3 separate regions of the Homo sapiens genome follow, and regions 1 and 2 are each linked to region 3. The links are chromatin loops, found by intact Hi-C in ENCODE. Cell type or tissue: endothelial cell of umbilical vein. All regions are shown on one strand.

Region 1 (8,000 bases), 510 kb before region 3:
GGTTCTGATATCTAGCCAGGCACAGAAACCACTGAAATCGTATATATGCAAAAGCCCATAGTAAACTCTTGTAGGCTACAGACATGTAAGAGAACATGAGTATCATTTTCTCATTTAGTGACCCATCAAATGAGTCAGATCATTAGGGTGACATGACTGGAGACAGTTTCAACTCCATATCTCCTGTTCTTTCCCCCAAAGAATCCTTCATTAGTCATGTAAGTTTGACATTCATTAGAAAGAATGCTTGTTCATCAGCATCTAATTGCCATCCTGTGATAGCATGCCAAGAATTTTAGACATCGTCTATGTTTTGAAATGTCCATTGTCAGATTGTGAATACATTAATAAGGTTTTTCAGGATAATAAGCAGTCTTTAATTGCTAATTTAGAGAAGATTGGTTGTTCATATCTCCATGAAGAAATGATATGCTGTAACTATAATTAGAATAATTATCCTTAGGCATTATGCAGTCATTGTCAGCCTGAGAACAAACATAACAAGCCCAGGGTGGAATGCTGCGTCTCCCTTTAGAGGCCGCAGGCTCTACTTTGTCAAATCATCCATCAGTTTCTGCTGTGGGCTTCTCATGCTGCAAATGTGGACATTTTGGCAGAAAATGAGTGAAATTTCCCTCTTCTGCGGGCCCTTGGATAAGTCTCAGTAGATTTGTTTGGTTTTCAGGACATCAGAACACCAGAGCTTTGAAGATAAACCGTGTATCTACCTAAGGATGTTAAATAATGGAGCCCAAGGTTTCTTGGTGCAAATTAGAAATTCAAATGATAATCTTTTTCTTCTTGGGAGAAGATATTTTTCAGTACCACTCAAATGATAGGGAAGGATTCCATAAATCCTAGGAAGATGGACGTCAGATCCAAAGTCTTTCTTTGATAGCCCTGTGCCTTATGCACTGTGATGGGCTGTGGACAGAGAGAGCAGGCCCTGCACCACCTGCCATTAGTGGTATAGCCTATGCTGTCTCAGCCAGAGACACATTTGATTCTTTTGGATGGGCTGGAAATAAGTCAGGTGTTACTTGATAGCAGTAATTAGGAACTGCCAGCCAACACAAGCCACAGAGGCCAGGAGCTGTTCTTCCCCCCTCAGTTCTGCAAAGTATATAATTGGGGTTTCAATGTTGCCCCTAAACTCTTATCTACCCTGGCCTGACATCCAGGGCACCACACAACACCTCTTCCTCATTCCCATTCTCCCTTTGCTCAGCATGTTGCTGGGGACTTCAAATTAAGTGACGTTTCAGGTCCTTTGGGTCCCTGTGCAGCAAGCGTTAGAAAGCTGGCATAGTCTCTCAGAATTTCATTAATTTGGTTAAAACTCTGAGATACTATTAGACTCACTGTCTGAAATTCTCAAAGCCAGTGAATTATAGAAAAACCTGAGTGTAGCCAGAGTTAATTCTAACTTGGATGTGACTCCTGACACTTTGGGTGCTTTCACTGTGGAGCTTCTCTTTGAGATTCTCTCTCGTCATCTCAGCACTAGGAGGTTTGGAGACTCACAAGTGAGTATGAAGTAATCAGCTTTCCGGGTGACCTTGGACAGGAATTCAAGCTCTCGGGACGTTGATTTCCTCATTCAGTGAGGTTGGTAGGATCCTGTGGGATTTTGTGATGTGGTATCTTTTCTTTGTTTTTGTTTTCGTTTTGTTTTTGGCCAAGTAAGAAAATTAAACAAAAACAAACAAAAACTGTGCCATCTACATCACGGCTGTTTTATAAAAGAAAGGTCATGCTAGCACCCACAAAAGGAGGAAGGCTGTACTCTCAGAGTAAAGGGAAGTTCTTTCAAATAAATGAAATTGAAATCCTAGTCACTACTTTGTTCTTTCTTTTCCCATTGTCCTCAGACTAGTTAAAGGTTCTTTGGCTGGTGGCCACTGGCCAAGAACTCTGAGCTGCCCTTCAGCTCCAGCATCCTGGCATGTGGGTAGTGATGTCACATCTCACATGCAAGCTCCTAGCATGTGGCCTGAGGCTTAGAAGATGTTCAGTCAGTTTACAGCAAGTGAATGAGTATGCAATTCAGTCTCCTTTGACTAGCAGGGCCCCCGTGCCGTGATGGGGATATAGCATCTATCTGCCTAATAGGGAAAGCTAAAAAAGTCTAGTGTGGAGTTTGTGTTAATAGTTTGGTGAAAATTATATGCTGGGCTATGCAGCCACATCACGCATAGGCCACAGTGATGCCTTCCTTTCACTCACAGTGCAGTACATGCCTGCTCATGACATATAGCTGTCACTGAAGATACCAGCTAACATTTTCCTAATTGACCACTTGGCCCCAATCTCATCTCTGACTCTGAACTTTATGGCACAGAGCTGCCAGGGAAATCTCAAATACGTCATTGCTTACCCCAGATCCCACTGTTGTCGTCATGATTTCAAGGTTTTCCATAAAACAGATGCAGCCTCATTCCCACTGCTGTCAACAGCCCCCTCCTGTTCAGGTCAGGATGACCTCACTAGACTCACTCTGCCTGTATTAATTTCTGTTCACTTTGTCTCTTCGCCTGGAATACCATTCAGCAACCAGTGGTGATGGTGAGGATGGTGGTGGTGAAGATGGGTTGCCTGTTTCTTCATCATTGGCATTATCATCTTTATCATCAGCATCTTCATTATGGTCATTCTCTCCTCTTCCTGTATATAGTTCTTGACCAGGTGTAGTGTTGATTTTTACTGTAACCATGTGATGCCTGGAAGTTACCACTGAAGGACTAGAGATCAGAGTTTAAGTAAGCAGCCCGAGGTTCATTCACAAGCCTTGGAAACACATTTTGAATACAAATCTCCTACACCAATATGTCCCCAAGCCTTCAAGGGACATAGTCCCATTGTCTCAGTTCTTCCACCCCACAGTGATCTTGCCCTTCTCTCAGTTCCTATTGCATTTATAGTCAGGTGAGCAACAATTTATTCCTAGTGCTTCTAATTCCTTCTATTCCCCGATTGTGCTCATAAAGAACGGTTCCGTGGATAGCCATGGACTCGACCATTCCTCAGGAAGTGCTTCCTGATGGAGAGTCTGCCTCCTTTCCCACCTCATCTTCTGGCACTTTGCGCTTCCCTAGAAGTGTCAGGCTGGCTCCCGCCTCCATGTACGTGAATTCTGTTCCCTTTTCTTGGGATGCCTTTCCCACCTTTTACATGTGGCAGACTCTTCGCCTGGTAAGACTTGGCGGAAACATCACTCCTCTGGAAGGCCTCCCACTCCTCTCAGGCAAGGCTGGGAGCCTCTCCTTGCCATGTACCCTGAATGCCTTATGTGCCCTTCTGTTGAAGTCCTTATTGCACAAGTTGGGTAATTGAGTTGACACTGGGCGAAAGAATCTCTGAGGCCCTCTCTGTTTTTCAAAGTTCCTAATTCTCGTAAATACAGTCTACACTTCAGCAGGCTTCTTATGACCTTTGGATTCTTTTCCTCTCCTCTGTAGCTGGATGAAGGCACTCCTCCAGAACCAAAGGGAACATTTGTCGACTATCAGACGACTGTGGTTAAATACTCCAAAGCCATTGCGGTGACAGCTCAGGAAATGGTAAGAGGGAAGAGAGCTGCCCTCCCCACTGTTGTTTGCCTTTTTATCCACTGCCGCCGCTGAGCCTGCAAATCCCAGATCTGTGTCAGAGAGAGAGCCCAGACCACTCTCTAGTCCCTCAGGGGCTCCAGCTTCTGTCCTTTATCTGTGGTCTTTCTGGCTGCCTGTGTCCAGTAGCCCCAGTCTGCTGCAGTTCTTTTCTCATGAAAAAGCTGCAAGAGGGAATTAAAGATGGCTGAGACTTGGGCATGAGGACAGAGGAGCAAAGGAAGGAGAGAAAATGAAAAGACGGGGAAAGCAAGGAATTTGTAGTTAAGGAGAAAGGGGGAGAATCTTATTCACCTCACGAAGGACTTGAGGTGTTTTTAGTAGATTAAAATAACAGTACAAGAGAAGATATTTGGGGATAAAATAGAGATGAGATTATCTGATGAAATCAAGTTATAATACTTGGAAAATAAGGTATTGCCAGTCTTTCAGGCAAAATGAAACAGTATGGTTATGTAATAAGAAAAAAAAAATTCCGACAGTAGAAGGCATACAACTTTTGGAGGTAATGTTTTGGTTTGGTTTGGTTTTTGTTGTTTTGTTTGTTTGTTTGTTTTTCTAAAATGTAATGCAACTAGAACTGTATTATATAGATTCTTAGATATAAATGGCATTGAGAGATAGTGAATGCTATCTGATATGTTAAGCAGTTATACGAAAGATGACAAATGTTGTCTTCAAAGAATTGATAGGAGTCCATAGAAAAAGTTTCTCCCAACTTTTAAAGGCTCAGATGCCATAAGATAAAAGTTTGAAAGATGCCTCTTTGATACTTGCCACATAAGCCTGGGTTGAGAAATCAATGGGCCTTCCTCGCTGAAGTGACCAGAATGAGCCACCACATGGTTGCTGTGCCCAGGTCCCCTCTGAGTGGTTTTGTCATGTAATCATGTGTCCACTAGGGGTTGAGCTTGGACCACAAAGTCATCCCTGGCTGCTGCCATTCATTCATGGAAACTCTGTGATTGTGCCAGGCTTGTTTAAAAGAATTCGGGCTGGGGAATGGTACACCCATCTCAGTGTTTTGTGAAAAGCTGGAGCTGAGCCCAGTCTTGTCCTTCTCAGGGGAGCATGGAGGACGGATCCTAGTCCGAGCCAGCAGACTTTCAGCACAGATTCCTGTTGAGCAGGAAGCACAGTGCAGCAGCAGTCATGTTTGAGCAGCCTCATGGTGTTTCTGGAATGTCTCCAGAGCCAGGTCCTGAGCTGCCTTGGCTTGACCCTGGGTGTCCATGAGCTTAAGGAGCTGAGCCTCAGGCTGCATGGCCACTCCTGAGATAACTGGCCTGGCTCTTTGTGTGAAAGAGGCCCTTCTCACCCCGTCAGGATGCCCAGACTCCCAGTGCACCTGTTGGCAGGTCGCAGTGGAGCAGCACGTGGCAACACTCACTCTCGTGCAGCTCAGTGTGCGTTCCTTGGCGGCCACATCTCAGCCTGAAGCCTGGGACGTGTCCTTGTACACATGCCTTAGAAAGGGTGGACATTCCTGTCCTGCCTTGATGGATGGAGAGTCATTCAAAAGACATTTTAAAAGGCTGTTTAAAATCAAGGTCTTAAAAGGCCACAAAGAAAGAGACAGTATTGTTATCCAGAGCAAGAGGAGGTGGAGCAGGAGGGGAGCCCCTTGATGAGGGACAGTGACACCCGTCTGGGTGGCAGATTAAAACTGCTTTTGTGAGAATTTAGAGGTATTTTTGTCCAGAGGAAGAGGAAACACTAGAAACTAGCATGCCAGCTGCCTTAGATAATTGAGATGCATCAGTCAATGAAACAGAGAAAAATCCTGAGTATCTTCATAATAAAGGCAGAACTTGACCATGTGGGCTACACACTACTCTTAACTAAATTTGTGGCTAAAACCTTGTCATTCTTTGGCACAAATTTACTGCAAAGCTGTATCCTCTATGAGTGTTTTCCTCTAAAACACTGACTTATCCAGCACTTGTCATTCATGGTTTTCTTAACAGCCCTGTCCTCATGCCCTCTCTCACCTGGGTGGGACCTGCTTCAGGGCACCCAGAGACCAGATCAGCCCCCGACAGAAGCCTTGGCCCAGGGGTGAAAATCGCATAGGGCTTGTGCCTCCTGGGGGTTTCTAGGGGGAATTCCTCTGGTGACCCCCCAGGGCTGCGCTGGCGAGGGGCTGGCACACTCACCTGCCAGAGGGTGGGCCCTGGGCACTGGCTCCAAGCTGCACAGCCCGAACGCTGAGCATGTGCCCACTGGGCCCGGCCAGAATCTGTGGCCTGAGCGGGGCCCTGCGAGGGCTCTGGCCTTTTGTGTGCAATGCAGCATGGGCTTGGCTTGAATTGCCCTCTCCAGCATCTAGCCCCAAATGCAAGGCCTGGCCTTCACCCCCTCAGGAGCTTAAAAGTGAATGAAACCCTTTGGCTTCCAGTGATATTAACACATGGTTCTCATGCGTTTCTCTCTGTGTGTGTGTGTGTGTGTGTGTGTGTCTTGCTTGTTTTCTTTTTCCAGATGACTAAGTCGGTTACTAACCCGGAGGAGTTGGGAGGACTGGCTTCACAAATGACCAGTGACTATGGGCACCTGGCTTTCCAGGGCCAGATGGCAGCAGCCACGGCGGAACCAGAGGAGGTCTGCCACCTTAAGACCCCTATTTTAAGATGCACACACACACTGGTGCCCACTCCTGGGTATTTCTTCATAGCTTAGCTCCACTCTGGAAGACCCCAGCCCAGTAACCAGAGCCCAGTTTATTTCCCCACCACTGCACAGCACAGGTCCAGACCAGGTAGCCCCAGGCTGTACTCAAGTCTCACTGCCCCTTATGGGGCAGACTGGCCAAGAACTGGGGCATGGGCTTTCAGACAGAAGGACTTTGTATACAGTGTTCTATCAGGTCCCCTGTCCCTAGCCCTGTCACCTGTCTCTTTTAGCATGCCCAAGCTTGGGACTGCCATCTTATCACTTCCTACTCCAGTTAGCACATCCCCCGCAATTATTTTTGTTTTCCATAGGTTCACAGAAGTGTTGAAAGATTCAAGTATGAAAATTAGCTATCCCTCTCCCTCGAAAGAGCTACTTTCATGAAACAAAGTCTTGCCTGAATATTCTGGGTGGCTAAGAATTAGCCCAGACATACCTCCTGTGGACTCCTTTTATTACTTCCCTGCCTTTCCTAGACCAGCTTTCCTTAGTGGCCAGTGTAGACTTGGCTTTAGAATGCCTGTACCCGTAAGAGTCTAACGGTAGCCAAAGTTGGGCCCCAAAGGCCACTTTCTAAGAGCTGCCATCTCTCATACTTCTAATGGGGTGGTCCATTGGGAAGGACACAGGTCATGTGTGGCTCCAAGGAGCTTTGTAGCATCTATATCAGTGTGAACACATAGAAGGAGTCCAGGGCTTGGGGGAACCACATGGCTTCTTAGAGAAAGGAAGCCCAATTTAAAATGAAGATTAATGGAGTGGATTACAGGGACACTTAAAAGATAAAAGTAATTATATTCTGTGAAATTCAGCAAGCTGTTTATTGAGCGCAAACCATGTTCGAGACGTTCCTAAATGAACTGAGTTGTCAAGGCAGAAGGTTGTAATTGGTCTTCTCTTCTCCTTATAGTGACAGTCACTGTCCCCAAGTTACTCAGTGCTGCTATTTCTCCTGGGAGTCAGATCTAAGTATGTTTTTACAGAGACTCCGAGAGATATTCCAGAAATGAAGTCCCAAAACAAATCACTTTCTAATGTGTGTGGTAACAATGCATGTAAATAGGAGTACCATATATGTATGTACTTGCATACATAAATATCTAGCATGGGATTACTTAAGTCTCTAACAGTGCCTGCATTTTGAGATATTAGAATAATTGACTAGGCTGTAGCATGAATAATTCTATTTGCAATGAGTGTGAAGTCACTACCAAGAAAAGAGAGTTATCAGATACCCACATTAAGATTCTGTTGATTCTTTACACAGGCCTATCATTTTTTTTTTAAATAGACTCCCTGTTTTAGTAAGATCATCTAGATTTATAATTCATTTGACTAACCTATAATTTTGAACTCCATAAACAAATGTAAGGGAACTTCTGTTACAGTAAGGAAAAGTTTGCTTGGACAAAAGGAAAAGTGGGCTGGGCGTGATGGCTCACGCCTATAAGCACTTTGGGAGGCCGAGGTGGACAGATCACTTGAGGTTAGGAGTTCAAGACCCAGCCTGGCCAACATGGCGTACCCCCTTGTCTACAAAAATACTGGGCGTGATGGTGTGCGCCTGTAATCCCAGCTACTTAGAAGGTTGAGCCAGGAGAATTGCTTGAACCCGGGAGGTGGAGGTTGCAGTGAGCCAAGACTATGCACTGCCCTTTAGCCTAGGCAACAGAATGAGACTCCATCTCAAAAAAAAAAAAAAAAGGGGAAGAAGTGTTT
Region 2 (8,000 bases), 110 kb after region 3:
TTTGAGACCAACCTGGCCAACATGGTGAAACCCCATCTCTACTAAAAATATAAAAACTAGCCGGGCATGGTAGCGGGCACCTGTAGTATCAGCTACTCAGGAGGCTGAGGCAGGAGAATTGCTTGAACCCAGCAGGCGGAGGCTGCAGTGAGCCGAGATTGCACCATTGCACTCCAGCCTGGGCAACACAGCAAGACGCCATCTCATTAAAAAAAAAAAAAAAAAAAAAAAAGAAAACATGTACTATAAACTCCTAGTCATTTTCTTTATGTGATTAAGTCCTCCGAGTGCTATAACAGGTGTTCAACTTGTACAATGCTGAGCAATTATTTAAAACAAAATGTAGGCCGGGCGCAGTGGCTCATGCCTGTAATCCCAACACTTTGGGAGGCTGAGGCGGGCGGATCATCTGAGGTCAGGGGTTCAAGACCAGCCTGGCCAACATGGTGAAATTCCATCTCTATTAAAAATACAAAAATTAGCCGGCCATGGTGGTGGGCGCCTGTAATCCCAGCTACTCGGGAGGCTGAGGCAGGAGAATCACTTGAACCCGAGAGATGGAGGTTGCAGTGAGCGGAGATCGTGCCACTGCACTCCAGCCTGGGTGACAGAACAAGTCTCCTTCTCCAAACAAATAAACAAAAAACCAAAATGTATCTGCCAAGTCTAACATATAAGGGCAATTGTGAAAGTTATCCTGTGGTTAGACATTCCTGGGTCTCTATTCTCGAAGAATCCTGCTAGTTACATCCTTAGTGGGTATCCTTACACACAACCCATAAAATGTACCAATTTGCTGGTGAAAATTATGAAAACAAACAAAATTTTCTTTTGAAATTGTTACCTTTATTTTTGATAGGAATTTTCACTAAGTGGGATTCCTAATTGCCCCATAGATAGATTAGCCGTGCTGTGGACGAGACGTGAAAAAGGTAGATGAGTAAACTGAAGTAAGATGAATAATAGTTATGTTGTCCCTTTTCTTTGAATGATATACAGTAGTTTCTTCCATGTGTTTATTTTTTTTCTTTCCTGGCAAGTAGGTCAAGAAAGTGTTATTAATATTATCATCTTGGTAAACACTGAGATAAGGAGAAATTAAATTAATTTTTTCAGTAGATTGTTACAACACTGGTCCTTAATTTGTTCATACCTCTCTCTACAACATCCTTGGATAATACCTTTCGCACTGACTCAAGGCTTAGCCATGTATCTTTCTTTGGCCAATGGGACAAGAGCAAATGTGACACAAGAAGAAATATTCAAGCACTTGCACACTGAAGCTTGCTTTCTCTTGCTGCTCTTTTATACCCTGAGACCACCATGCTGAGAACATTATGTGAAGCCTGGGCTAGCCTAGTGGAGGAGGAGAGATCACATGGAGCAGAGACAAACCATCCCAGCTAAGTCCTCCTCAACTAACCAGCCTGTCAATTTCATGTATGTGAGGGAGGCCAGCCAACCCCAGTTGAGCCACCTACACACCTCCGATCTGCATACCAGCCTAGATCAGAACGGCTCAACTGACTCACAGAATCATGAAAAATGATGAGTGTTCATTGCTTTAAGCCACTAAGCTTTGGGGTGGTTTGTTTTACCCCCAACCTAACTGGTACATTCCCCAAGAAAGCCTAGTCAGGCTAGATTCTAGGGGTCCTGATCCCCAGATTCATGTTCAATTGCTACTACTCCTCTTCTGTTCAAAGGCCAAATTTAGATATGCAAAACTTAAGGATTTTATTTTGGATCTTATTGAATTTCCCAAGGGCAAAGGCCATGACTTGATTTATCCAGCTGGAATAATACTTTGCCTTATTAATAAAATAATGCTCAGGGAGAGGTGTTACTTCTCTGAAAAGGAACTAAACTTTAGTTGTTTTTACAAGGATAGAAGGGAAAGCTAACTGTTACATGTATAACTCTGAGAATTTATATAGGGCATAGATATTTCTAGTTACAAAGAAGGTTTTAGACTAAGGAACTCTCCTAAGAAATAGAACAGAGAGGATGGAAAAAGCAGGGCCCATATCTTCCTCATGATTTTGTCCCTGATATGGTTTGGCTGTCCCCACCCAAATCTTATCTTGAATTGCAGCTCCCATAATCCCATGTGTTGTGGGAGGGACCTGGAGGGAGATAACTGAATCATAGGGGCGGTTTCCCCCATACTGTTCGTGTGGTAGGGAATAAGTCTTACGAGATCTGATGATTTTATAAAGGGTTTCACCTTTCTCTTGGCCCCCATTCTCTCTTGTCTGCCACCATGTAAGACATGCATTTCACCTTCCACCATGATTGTGAGGCCTCCCCAGCCATGTGGTACTGTGAGTCCATTAAACCTCTTTTTCTTTATAAATTACCTAGTCTTGGGTATGTCTTTATCAGCAGCATGAAAATGGACTAATACAGTTCTTATGGCCCAGACCAGAGTCTTGCAGAGCTGCTAGGCTGCACAACTTCAGGAAACACTATTTACATTGAGGTCTGTGCAAACTGTGCCCTCTGCTCCCATCCCCAGAGTTGTGCAGTGTACATGGGGCCCCTGCATAGCACACAGTAAATATTTAAGAATGAATGTTAGCCAGGCATGGTGGCTCACACCTGTAATCCCAGCACTTTGGGAAGCCGAGCACGTGTGTACACACACACATTTGTGGTATTTAGCAGAAGTTTTTTTGTTTTGTTTTGTTTTGTTTTTTTTTTTAGAAAAGGTCTAGAGCTCTGTCTGTGCAGTGGCACAATTATGGCTCACTACAGCCTCAATCTCCTGGGCTCAGGGCTCAAATGCTCCTCTCACCTCAGCCTCCCAAGTAGCTGGGACTACAGTTGCACGCCCTCATGCCTGGCTAATTTTTAAAAATTTTTTGTAGAGATGGGGGTCCCACTATGTTGCCCAGGCCAATCTGGAACTCCTGGTCTCAAGCGGTCCTCCTGCCTCATACTTCCAAAGTGTTGGGATTACAGGCATGAGCCACAACATCCGGCCTTAGTAACTGAGTTTTAACTGCAACGAAAAATAAACCAAATTAGAATGAGTATCCCTATTGGGTAGCCTCCAGGAGCGCAAGCCACTTTGCTTTGTCTGTGACAAAGTAGGAAAATACCTAAATGAATTGTAAAGATCAACAATAGACCCAGAGAAGAAACTCACCAAATTCTGCAGGTTAAAAACGATAAAAAATAAAAGCTCATTTTGGCTAATGGTGACACCTAGTGGAGTATCAAAACTGTGGGGTTTTCTTGGAGTAAACTATTTTATTTCACACAATGGAGTAGGGGAGTCCCTGGGATTGTGTACCCTTGCTCCCTTCACAATAAGATAAGGAGATGAAGACCTACAGGCCTCCCAGGGTAAGCAAGTACAGTATTGCTCTAGAAGAGACTGTTTCTGTGTGCGGTTGCAGAAGACCTCAGAATCACACCAGAAGGTCTCAGCAAGTGAGATCAGGGGCCACTCATCACTTAAGACAATTATTCCTCTCAGTCTATGCCTTTCCACTTGAATGTCACTCTTTCTCCTGCTCCTTGCCCTCCTTCTTTCCTCTTCTGCTTTTATTTACCCCATGTTTATCCTCTGCCCCCTTTCCATTCTTAGTTCTCTAAGCCCATTGATGCCTCCCAAGATGTTACAAACCCCAGAGCAACACGATCTAGTATGGTAACCACTGCCCCATGTGGCTGTTTAAATTCAAATTAAGTAAAACAAAATTAAAATAAAAATTCAATCCCTCAGTCTCGCTGGTTCCATTGCAAGTGTTCAACAGCACTAGCGGCTACCATATTGGACAGCGCAGACGCGATCATTCCCACCATTGCAGACAATCCTGTTGGAAAGCATGGGCCTGAGGCTTTGTTTACCTCGCTCGGCTCACCTCTTTTCCTTCTCAGCACCTCTTCTCTAAGTGGCAGTTCTTGAGACGGTCTTTCTGCTCCTCCCTGTCCCTCCCTGCTCACTCCAGTCTATTGGGTGGCTTCCTGTTTTCTGTATATTATTATGTAAACTTGTTAACGTGACCTTGCCAAGGTACACACACAAAATATGTAATCACATTGGACAGTTTGTTCAGGACAATGATTTCAGACCATCTTGTTTTCCATGCATTGGAACACATCAAAATATTTTTAAACTCAACACATCAACACGTCATTTAAAACAATTATACCCCAGGCCCTTTTTTTTCTTTTTTAATCTATAGGTTCCTACTTTTTTACCTTGTCTTATGCTAAAGTAGCTTTAAAATTAAACAGTACATCTTCTTAAAAAATACCTAAAAATATATATTTTATGCATAGAACGGCTCTGGAATGAGACACGGGAAACTGGTAACACAGTGCTGTTTGGCTGGGATGGACATTTATGTGGAGAACCCTTGTATAGTATTTGGATTTGTACCAGGCGTGAGTGTACGTGTGCATATCTGTGTAGATATGTGTATATGAAGCTTTTAAAATTAAATTGAATTATGAATAACTTTTGAAAAGAAAAATAATACTTGAAAATAAATCTCACAGCCTTGAAAGGATCAAACTAAAATGATTCCAGGAAGATGAGCTCTCAGACACAAGGTCATTTCTGAATGAGGCTGCATGGTTTCAGTGACGATGTGTCTAATGCGTGGAGATGTGGTACTGTGTTCACTTTATGTGCAATGACGATTTGCTAAGAATTAGAATACTCTGGTAAGTGACACCTTCTGACTGCCAGTGAAAGTTTACATTAGAAAGAGAGCCTTCTGGCCAGGTGTGGTGGCTCACACCTGTAATCCCAGCACTTTGGGAGGCCGAGGTGAGTGGATCACGAGGTCAGGAGTTCAAGATCAGCCTGGCCAAGATGGTGAAACCCCGTCTCTACTAAAAATACAAAAATCAGCTGGGCGTGGTGGCGCATGCCTGTAATCCCAGCTACTCAGGAGGCTGAGGTGGGGGAATCGCTTGAGCCCTGGAGGCGGAAGTTGCAGTGAGCCGAGATCGCGCCACTGTACTCCAGCCTGGGCGACAGAGCAAGACCCCATCTCAAAAAAAAAAAAAAGAAAGAAAGCCTTCCTTTGAGCCTGTCACTTTGGTGCCCATCTCAAAAAGGACCTTGGAAAATGCTGAAAGCTAGATGGATCCTCCCTTCCTGAGGCACACTGAGTCACCTCTCTTTCAAGGGCTTAAAGAACAAAGTGAAAGTAACCATTTCTCTTCCTTTTCCTTGGCTCCCCTGGTCTAGCCATGGCTGTGTGTTCTTCTTAGGATCTTCGGGGAAGAAAAGAGAAGGGAGCCTGAGTTCTTGCCTCACTTCAAAGCTGGTTTTAGCCCAAAGGCACTTCGAACTTGGGATTTATGTAGCATTTATAGTAAATTCTCATGTTTCTTTAAAAAGAAATTTGGGGACTAGAATACCTACAAAATAAGAACTAGTTACACCGCCAATTTGAGAAAAAGGGAAACTGAGGTAGACACAGCAAATGTGTGAGCTGGGATTCACAGCACTCTTGACTTCCTGTAAGTTTCCATGACATCGAAACCATATAATCATATGCCCAGACCACACTATAGCACCTCTGTGTGAATTCATCTAAATAAAGCGATGCCTGGACCACGCCACCCAGGGGAGTTGGTTTGTGGTTCTTTCTGACTGTGGATTTCTACAGTGCCAGCCTGGCTTTGCGGGGAATCATCATCCTTCTAAAAAAACTAAGGTTTACAACTGGGCTCCCCAGGACATGCAGGATTGAGTTTCTAATGATGGGAAGACAAATGGCAGCCCATTCCTCAATTAGGTTTTTGAAAACAAGACATCTGTCACAAAACTACCCCCCTCTCCCCGCCGCCGTACAGAAGTTTACATTTTATTTAAACCTAGTGTTTTTTGTTGTTGTTGTTGTTTTCTGTTTTTGACGCAGGGTCTGGCTCTGTCGCCTAGACTGGAGTGCGGTGGTGTGATCACAGCTCACTGCAACCTTCACCTCCAGGGCTCAAGCAATTCCCCCACCTCAGCCTCCCCAGTAGCTGGGATTACAGGCACATGCCACCATGCTCAGCTAATTTCTGTATTTTTTTGTAAAGTCAGGGTTTCACCATGTTGCCCAGGCTAGTCTCTAACTCCTGGACTATGACCTACCCGCCTCAGCCTCCCGGTTGGGATTACAGGCATGAGCCACCGCACCTGGCCAAAACCTAGTGTTTTGTTTTTTTTTTTTCAATGACTGAAAAAAGAGAAAAAAAATCTATCTTTTAGAAGGAGTAACGAAACATAGGCCTAGAAATTGAGTCCCAGGCAGGAAGCATCTGCTACCACTTAATGTTTAATGGTGTAAGCCCCAGACTGCCGAGGATGGGCAGGATTTTATAGTTTGGAACTTACCAAGCACCATCTATTTTCTAAACTAATTTTGAGTTGATGTGGAATTCTATGTTTTAGGAAGGCAATTTAAAGGGCACAGAATAAGCTAAAAAGAACATAAGTGAGCAAAAGGGGAAGCAGCTATCGCAGAACAGCAGATGGAAGGGTTTCTGCCTCGGCCTGAGTGTAGCTGCATATTAATTAGATGTTATTGTTGCTCGCATTAGAGAAACAAAAAAGTGTCAGTTTTGCACCACAGACAAAAATGTATGAAAGAAAAGAGGAGTAGAGGCCTCAGCAAGAGTAGGAGAATATCACATTTAAAAAGTGCAACTTGTAAAAAAGCGTCCAAGAAAAAAGAAAATCAGCATAATGTTGGAAGAAACTGTTCTGGAACAACTGCTGTTTTAATCCTTCTCCTAGTCTGTTTGTGTTGCCATAACAAAGTACCATAGACCGGGTAATTTATAAGAACAGAAATTATTTCTCACAGTTCTGGAGGCTGGGAAGTCCATGACCAAGGCACTGGCAGGTTTGTTGTCTGGGGAGGGTCTGGTCTCTGTTTCCAAGATGGTGCCACACGGTGGAAGGCAGAAGGGCAAGAGGGACTTACTCCCTCCATCAAGCCCTTTTATAAGGGCACCTAGTCTCAGTCCTCAGGGTGGAGCCCTCATGGTCTAATCCCCTCTTAAGGGTTTCACCTCTTTTTTTCTTTTTTTTTTTTGAGACAGAGTCTTGCTCTGTCACCCAGGCTGGAGTGCAGTTGCATGCTCTCAGCTCACTGCAACCTCTGCCTCCTGGGTTCAAGCAATTCTCCTGCCTCAGCCTCCCCAAGTAGCTGGGATTATAGGCGCCCGCCACCACACCTGGCTAATTTCTGTATTTTTAGTAGAGACAGGGTTTCACCATGTTGCTCAGGTTGGTCTCAAACTCCTGACCTCAACTTATCCGCCTGCCTCAGCCTCCCAAAGTGCTGGGATTACAGGCGTGAGCCACCGCGCCCAGCCAAGTCTTCACCTCTTAATATCACTATCACGTTGGCAACACCTGAAGTTTGGAAGGGATACATCTAAATCATAGCAATCCCCAAACCTTATCCCCAGTATGCGAGACTGTATTCAGTTAAAGAAAACATGTCCTAGAAATGATATATATGCTCAGACCTCAGGAAAGGTCACTGATACAAGGGAGTGTGTGATTTTCTTCAGGAGAAAATGACTGATGACCACAGTGGATTCAAAGAGCATGGAATAAAATCATTGGCTTGGTGACCCAGTCTGAAAACAAGAAAAATGTTAAGCCAGGTGAAAATAGGCTTTTCTGCAGCCAGGCTGCAGAAAAGGGCCAATATCTGTACATGCAAGAATAAAGGGGAAAGGAAAAGGAAGATGCCGAGGCTTCATCAACCTGGACAGAGAGACAAAATGGGCCTATTTATTGTGAGTTCCAAGGCATGCTGGGTAGGGATGCTTAAGAGCCTGTGGTTGCTTTGGGATCCTGACAGGCCCCATCGAAACAAAAGCTATTTGACCTTGGGTGAATCACATAGTCTCTCTGAACATTAAGATTTTATCTGTAAAATGGGAGCGTAAGTTGATGTGCATAAAGCGTCTGGCAGGCAATAAGGGATCAGTACCTAAAAAGAGTTCAGCATTGGATTCCTGTTATTTTC
Region 3 (8,000 bases):
GATTAAATACTCGTGAGAGTTCAGACCATCAGTATTATAGGATTTAAGAATAAGGAGAGATTAGTGATTACCAACCATTGGTAGGCAGCTTCTTTAACAAATCGCTGCCTGAAGTGGACTCTGAAGGATGAGTGTAGTTTAGGTTCTACAGAGTGGAAGGTACAAGGGAGGGTGACAGAGCCAGTATAGTCCTGGTGGAAGATAGAACAAAGTGCCAACAAAGCAGGAATAAGGATACAGTACTTTGGGAAGGGGAAAAAAATCAGAGTGGTAGATCCCATAGGATATTGAATTAAATATTTGCCGAGTTCAGCAAGCAGTTGAAAGTGTTGCGGTTTTTATCTTTTTAAATTCAATTCCTGACGGCTTGTTTACTTATATTTTTCTTATTCTTTTATGGGAATGTCAAAAGGTAAAAATTAGTTGGCAATTTTGGTTGATGTTAGTTCATTGAAAATTTGCTGGGTTTGTTTAAATAAATTACAGATTTAGAGTATAACCTGATGCAAAGCCTCAGTGAGTATCTGGGTTTGAAGTGTCTTGTTGGACTTTCCTGATATATTGCTCTTCCTTTTTTTTTTTTTTTTCTTCTTAATTACATGTGTGGTTTTATTTTAGAAAAGCCAGTGAAGGTTTGAAGAGTATAAACCCAGGTGAGACAGCACCCTCTATGCGACTGCTGGCCTATGGTAAGTTAGAACCACATGGTTTCATTAAGGAAAAAAATCATACTTGGCATAAAAGTCATTTGCATCTTTTGTATCTTTGTAGATTTCAAGTAGTTGTTTATTACTGCCTTGGCCTATTGGTGTACATATTTGCTTATTATCCCCGTCTTCCAGGTTCCTTTTGTAAATGAAAATGATTGCAAGTGACCCTTACCTGTATGTCCATTGTATATTAACCAGGTTTGAAAGTTAGATTTTTAATGTGTATGTACCCTAGTTAACTAAGATTTTCTAGATGATGAAACTGTTACTTTCTCTGAATCTTACTTTGGCTTTTCTAGGAGTACTCTTCATATTAAAGCAGTTAATATCTCTGCGTATTACACTTTGAGAATTATGTTTAAGATTGGATCTAGGTTCCCCACTTGGGCTCAGGAATACACAGTTCCCCTTTACACTCAATTTCAGTTCTAAGCCATCAAACTTAACTCTGTAGACTCTGTTATCATAAAGTAAGCCGGAGTTTTGGTGTTGTATCCTCTGTCTCACCTATTTCTTCTGTGCCTTTCTAGACCCTTTTCTCCCCTTTTTCATTACTCTGCTGCATTCTGCCATTCATTTCCTTTCCTCTTCCCGCTTCCCTCTCTGATTCATCATTTAGCCAAGCACATGCCTCTCCAGAGCCAGCTGTCCACTGCTTCAGGAAGAACATAAGCACCCTTTCCCCTCCAACACACTTTGTATTAACTAGTCCTTGGAAATTTGACTTGAAATCTTGGCAGGAAAAGAGTTAACAGTGTTTTTCTTCCTGTTTAGTTTCTGGCTTGGGCTTTGGAATCATGAGTGGAGTATTTTCCTTTGTGAATACCCTATCTGACTCCTTGGGGCCAGGCACAGTGGGCATTCATGGAGATTCTCCTCAATTCTTCCTTTATTCAGGTATGTGTCTCATAGCTGTCAACATTCAGGCTTCTAGTCTAAATGATCATTCTTATTGGGGTTCACTGGCTTAGGAATTTCAGTGGATTGGAATTTATGTTATGTCTTTTAAAGGCGAAATACTCTGAGGCACTGTGAAGTAAAAGACTTAGGAAAATAAAAATTCTGGTTAGAGTGTTTTAGAATTTTGGAGTGGAATTTAGCTTGCGTAAAATTTTATTTTGCTGTACTGACAATGTTGCTATATAGTTGAAATGTTAGAAGTGAATTTTTAAAGGCCATGTGCTCTTTTTGGTTTTTATGATTTTATGTTATCTTCAGTAGAAGCCCTAATCTATAATTGTCATTGTGGTGCCTTTTGTGGGAATAGGCAGTAAAATTTAATCTGAAATTGAGAGGAAAAATGGGATAATAGATGAGTTGATCATTTCATCCAAATGATGCAGCTAAAAGGACCAACTCATTTCAAATTGCTTTTTCGTCCACGAGCTAAAAATTGTCATCATGATGCAGTGATCACAAATTTGAGAGTTGGTAGCGTACATAATTAACATAGATTTCTTCTAAGTTCCACAAGAAGACTCTTTTAAAAATAGGGGGAGAACACCCACTGTATTTTTAGTCGTTTCCACAACAGTTATGCCATTGAAATAACTGAGTTCACATCATGATTTGTATCTTCTTTTAATAACATCTATGCTAAAGCTCCTCAGGGAGCTTATCCTCTAATAAGGGAATAAGAGAAAAAAAAGTGAATAAGCATTTCAGTAACACTTTAAGGTAATAATGGAAAAGATATAAAGAGGTATGACCAATTTTTAAAAATTTCTGCAGTAGTTTAGAGGCATGTTGAATGTCATAGTGATCCCCAAGCCCAGTGGACACTCATTCACCATTCGCAGTAGACCCTTTGTTTCCATTTCAGTTCAGGCCTTGACATCTCCTCTCTGGCTTACCATCATCTGCCCTCAACTGGTTAGTCTTTCCTTGACACACTATTCATGTGAATCCTGTATGCAACTACCTAACTAATCTTCCCTGCTGCAAAAATGGTTTGGCTTTTCAGGGCCTAGAGGAGAGAGTCAAGGCCCTTTAAATCTGGCTGCAAGTTAGAGGACAAGAAAGTGTGTTAATGGGTCATACTTATTTAATGGTGCTTCCAACATAGCAAATTATCTTTCTTTTGAACATTTCATCATTGGCATATTTCTGGCAAATGTGTTAATGATTGATTATACTGAGTGTTAGGTCTTTAAAACAAATGTAATATTAGTAAAGTCTGTTAGAACCCGATGAAAATTAATAAAACATAATCGTAAGGGGTGTTAGTGCTACAGTTTGTTTTCTGTTTTCATATACAGTTAACACGGCTCTCTCTCCCTGCTACAGTTTTCTTTTGATATACAGGTTTTGCCAGCTTTTTTCACTAGATGGTGCTAATTCCCTTTAGTGACCTAGGCTGTTTTCATACGATGTTTAAAATGATTCTTTTGGTAGTAAAAGAAAAATTTGATACCAATTTGGGGATTGTATTTGTAATTTCTAGGAATTAAAGGAAAAATTCAATATTCAGTAAGCTATCTTAATGTCTTTAGCTAAGTTAGCATGGCAGACTGGCTATGTTATAAATTTGTATCTATAGAATGAAAGAACAGTGTTGTTTTATCATTTGCAAGTTTCTTACTGTTATAACATCATTCTTTGAAGCATAAACTTTGAATTATAAATTTAAGAAATTAATTTGTATTACATTTAAAAATAAGATCCCCAAATTTATATTTATTGTATTTATGTTATTTATAACTACTTGTAATTACCATTTATTTAGACACAACTCATTTTTGCCAGGTAAATCCATAACTTTATATGTTTAGTATACTCCATTACAAATGCCTAAATAATAATCAGAATAAATAAGGAATGTAGGGTCACTAATTACAGATTAAGCATTTTTAATCCAAAAATCCAAAATCCAAAAATGCTCCAACATCCAAAACTTCCTTCACCGACATGACGCCACAAGTAGGAAATTTCACACCTGACCTTGTGTGATGGGTCACAGTCAGAACAAGAAAAAACTGTTTCATGCACAAAATTATTAAAAATATTGTGTAAAATTACCTTCAGTCTGTGTGTATCAGATATATATGAAATGCAAATGAATTTCATGTTTTGGCCAGGTGTGGTGGCTCATGCCTGTAATCCCAACACTTTGGGAAGCCAAGGCAGGAGAATCACTTGAGCTCAGGAGTTTGAGACCAGCCTGGGCAATATAGTGAGACCTTGTCTCTACTAAAAATTAAAAAATTCAGCTGGGTATGGTGGTGCCCACCCATGGTCCCAGCTACTCAGGAGGCCGAGGTGGGAGAATCATTGAGCCCGGGAGGTTGAGACTGCAGTGAGCTGTGATCGTCCCACTGCAATCCAGCCTGAGTAACAGAGGGATACTCTGTTTCAAGAGAAAAAAAAAAAAGAATTTCATGTTTAAACTTGAGTCTTATCCCCTAAATATCTCATTTTATATATATAGATGCACAAATATTTCAAAATTTGAAACACTTCTGGTCCCAAACATTTCAGATAAGGGATATTCAGCCTGTAGTATATATCTGTCTATATTAGTATGTGTTAATAAGATCCATACTATATGATACCTGTGTGTACATAGGCTCTTATGTTACAAACAGGCATAGTTTATAAATAATGTTTATGTATAGGTTACTTCTTTTTTATTTGTGGTTATGTTGTAGGCTAGCATTAAATTTTACTAGAATCATTACCATTTCTTGGTAATTTTGTATAGAGACAAAAGTATGGGAATTGGAATCCTAGGTTCGAATCTTATCCTGGCTCATTAATTTAGTATTTTGGGCAAGTCCATTTGATTATTGAATCACTCATTCCATACATAATTATTAAATGTTTTTAGTCTAAAGGAGTTATACCAAGCTATGAAAATAGAGCCCAGTTACCATTCATAACTTCCATTCATAGTGGGGAATAAAGACAAACAGCTAATTACAATAAAGCATGATCAATGCTACAGTGAAATGAGGAAGAGCCATGGGGCACAAAGGACAGGCTGTAACCCATGCTCCCAGGCCACAGTACCTTGGCTTTGCAGCATTTATCACAGGCGTCATTAAGTAATGGTATAGTTATTTGTTGAATGTCTTTTTCTCCAGTTGGGTGCTAAGCCATGCAAGTGCAAGGACGACATCTGTATTGTTCACTGCTCTGTCCTCGGCATCTTGTGGAGTCCTTTATTTCTAGATGGCACTCAATAAATAACTTACAGAAAAATGAAAGCCAGGCACAGCTTATGGAGGAAGTGCCATAACGAGTAGAGATTTACTTAAAGGGTGAATAATAGCTAGGCAGGCAAAGAAAGGAGTTGTCAGAGAAAGATGTTCGAGGCAGAGGGAAGAGGCCTCTTTCCTCCAGGCCTGGAGGTAAGAGCAGTATTGTTCACAGGGCAAAGGAAGTCTTGTCCTTCCATCTAATCTTCAATTTCCTGATCTTTCAGGAAGGGCAGAAATAACGCCTAGCTCAGAGTTGTTGAGAATTAAATGAAATTAATTTAGAGAATATGTATTTAAGTGCTTATAAGCTCTAAACTGGCCTAAGAATATTATTAAGGTGGAGAATTTAGCGCTTGAGATGAGAAAACAGAATTCAGAGAGAAGATAATTTTTCTAGTATTATATAGAATCTGGGTTTTTCATTCCGAATTACCTCCCTTATGCTTTAGAAGAAAAAATGTCTTTAGCTAGTACCTAGTAAAAAAGAACAGCTGATCATTTTATTTTAAAAAATTCCCCAGACCATTTCACTTCTATTATATTTTCTAGACAGTGCACTTAAAACCTAGGCAAGCTTTTAAACTTTTTAGCCACTAAACGTTTCACAAGGGAAAACCAATATGGGTCAGACCACATATGGAGTGTTGTATTGTTCCAAGCATTGTGATTTAACAGGAATACTGAAGAAGTAAAATTCATATAGAAAGAATGTTGTCAGTATGATAGAAGATCTAGAAGCCATGGCCTGTGGGATATGACTGAAGAAAGAAAAATACTGAGCTTGAAGAAAATAAAAGAGGAATGTGGGAGATTATTTTTGTCCCAATTTGTCATTTCCTGTAATAAGTCTCATGGTGGCTGGAATGTTCTTTTCTACCCTTTGACTTTGAGCTCAGTCATGTGGCTTGAATTGGCCAATTAGTGGTTATGATGTAAGTTAGAGGCTTAAAAAGTATTTGCATGATTGGACCTTCCTTCTTGGACTCTGGTGCCATGAGAAGAAGATACCTTGGGAAGTTAATGGCCACTTAGCCTGGACCCTTGAATGAATATACCCAGAGCCACACAGAGCCCACCCCAGGAGCTTGCAGCAGAGTTTTCCAGCTGATCCCAGCCTTTATCAGCAATGCACAGTCAGCCTTTAGACCTGTGAGCATGAGAATAAATTTTTGTTACTGTAACCCAATACATTTTTTATCTTTCATTCACTTTTCTATTCGTAATATTTTAAGAATAATCTCTACAGTGTGGCAGTTTGTTAAAGTTTAGACTCGACTGAAAGCTCTTTGTAAGCAAGACTATCTCAATACCTACATTTCCAAATTCCAAAGTAGTAGAGAAAGTATAACATCTCCTAATGATACAGAAAAAATGATCAACAATAGATTGTAACCTGCAGTTCTTATCCTTTTATGATTTCATTAGAATCTTAATTTCTTGTAATAAGTTGTCACAACTAACTGCTACTGTTTATGATACAGTGATACTCTATACGCTGTATATATCATCGAATTTGTATTTTTCATTATCTGTTTTCTCTTTCTCTTTTTTTCTAAGAGATAAGGTCTTGCTCTGTCACTCTGTCACTGGAATGCAGTGTTAATGATCTTAGCTCTCTATAACCTTGAACTCCTGGGCTCAAGTGATCCTCCCACTCAGCCTCCCAAGTAGCTAGGACCACAGGCATGTGCTGCTATGCCCAGCTAATTTTTGTATTTTTTGTGGAGATGGGGGTCTCCTTATGTTGCCCGGGCTAGTCCCAAACTCCTGGCCTCAAGCAATCCTCCTGCCTCAGCCTCCCAAAGTGCTGGGATTATAGGGTGTGAGCCACCACGCCTGGCTTGTTTTCTTTATATCAATAGTGTAAGCCTTTCTTTCCAGCTGCTCAAATAACTGAGAATAGAAAATTGTACTTTTTGGAATGCACTTTCATTAAATGGATATGACCTATCATAGTCTCTAGTAGCTTGTGATACATTATGAAATGCACACATCACAGGCATCAGTCTTCAGGCAGTGTGTAAGCAGGCAGCTCAGTGTATTGCTTCACAGTCTCTAGCTGAAAGAATGACATGGGCTGCGGCTGTAAGACTTGATGGCTCTTCTAGGTATGTTTCAGGCCACACTGAATCACTGATGTCTCTTTCCTCACACGGATGAATGGCTAGGCTCTGCTGACTACCTTTCGGCGCAGTTGAATGACTTGCACTTCTCCATTCTCTATAGACCTTGTTTCTTCTCATGGGTAAAATTGTCCTTATTTTCGTCAGCCACTGCTGCCTTTATTTTTAGTTATTTATTTTATTTTATTTTACTTTTCTTTTTTTTTTTACTGAGACCGAGTCTTACTCTGTTGCCCAGGCTGGAGTGCAGTGGTGCGGTCTCGGCTCACTGCAAGCTCTGCCTCTCGGGTTCATGCCATTCTCCTGCCTCACCCTCCCCAGTAGCTGGGACTACAGGCGCCTGCCACCACGCCTGGCTAATTTTTTGTATTTTTAGTAGAGATGGGGGTTTCACCATGTAGGCCAGGCTGTTCTTGAACTCCTGACCTCAGGTGATCTGCCTGCCTCAGCCGCCCAGATTGCTGGGATTACAGGCGTAAGCCACCGCACCTGGCCTGTTTTTTTGTGTGTTTTTCTTCTTCTTCTTCTTTTTTTTTTTTTTCTTGAGACAGAGTCTTGCTCTGTTGCCCAGGCTGGAGTGCAGTGGCACGATCTTGGCTCACTGCAACCTCCGCCTTCCAGGTTCAAGCGATTCTCCTGCCTCAGCCTTCTGAGTAGCTGGGATTACAGGAGTGCGCCACCCTGCGCAGCTGATTTTTGTATTTTTAGGAGAGACAGGGCTTCGCTATGTTGGTCAGGTTTTTCTCGAACTCCTGACCTCGTCATCTGCCCGCTTTGGCCTTCCAAAGTGTGGCCTATTTGTTTATGTTTTGAGACAGGGTCTTGCTCTGTCACCTAGGCTGGAGTGGAGTGGTGTGATCATGGCTCACTGCATCCTTGACCTCTGAGACTCAAACAATCCTGCCACTTCAGCCTCAAGTAGCTGGGACCACAGGCACATGCCACTAAACTCAGCTAATTTTTTTTTT

What was found. Hi-C counts contacts between places; a loop is a spot of excess contacts. Peaks named below come from ENCODE experiments on the same cell type or tissue, not always from the same donor. Only the 100,000 strongest peaks of a DNase experiment are listed, where the experiment ranks them.
Region 1: it touches region 3 in a loop (10-fold over the local background); 4 of 110 quality-filtered maps call a loop at or near these places.
Region 2: a loop joins it to region 3, with 16 times the contacts of the local background. A loop is called at or near these places in 101 of 110 quality-filtered maps.

The regions. Positions count from the first base shown.
Region 1 is chr15:62,777,682-62,785,681 of GRCh38, forward strand. It overlaps TLN2 (talin 2), which reads left to right. Exons shown (of 59, transcript NM_015059.3): 44 at 3,459-3,560; 45 at 6,090-6,209. Among named protein-coding and RNA genes, the nearest start is that of MIR190A, 42 kb to the right of the region's middle. RefSeq lists an enhancer at 4,425-5,353. In endothelial cell of umbilical vein, CTCF peaks have their summits at 4,491 and 4,691; DNase peaks (open chromatin) are centred at 1,910 and 4,680; H3K27ac peaks cover 440 bases.
Region 2 is chr15:63,399,781-63,407,780 of GRCh38, forward strand. The region is part of intron 4 of LINC02568 (long intergenic non-protein coding RNA 2568); the gene reads left to right. Among named protein-coding and RNA genes, the nearest start is that of LINC02568, 14 kb to the left of the region's middle. In endothelial cell of umbilical vein, a CTCF peak has its summit at 3,211 (motif pointing left); a DNase peak (open chromatin) is centred at 3,211.
Region 3 is chr15:63,285,940-63,293,939 of GRCh38, forward strand. It overlaps APH1B (aph-1B gamma-secretase subunit), which reads left to right. Exons shown (of 6, transcript NM_031301.4): 3 at 619-689; 4 at 1,485-1,607. Among named protein-coding and RNA genes, the nearest start is that of APH1B, 12 kb to the left of the region's middle. In endothelial cell of umbilical vein, a CTCF peak has its summit at 3,031 (motif pointing right); DNase peaks (open chromatin) are centred at 1,412, 2,672, 3,032, 5,682 and 1 weaker place; H3K27ac peaks cover 3,425 bases.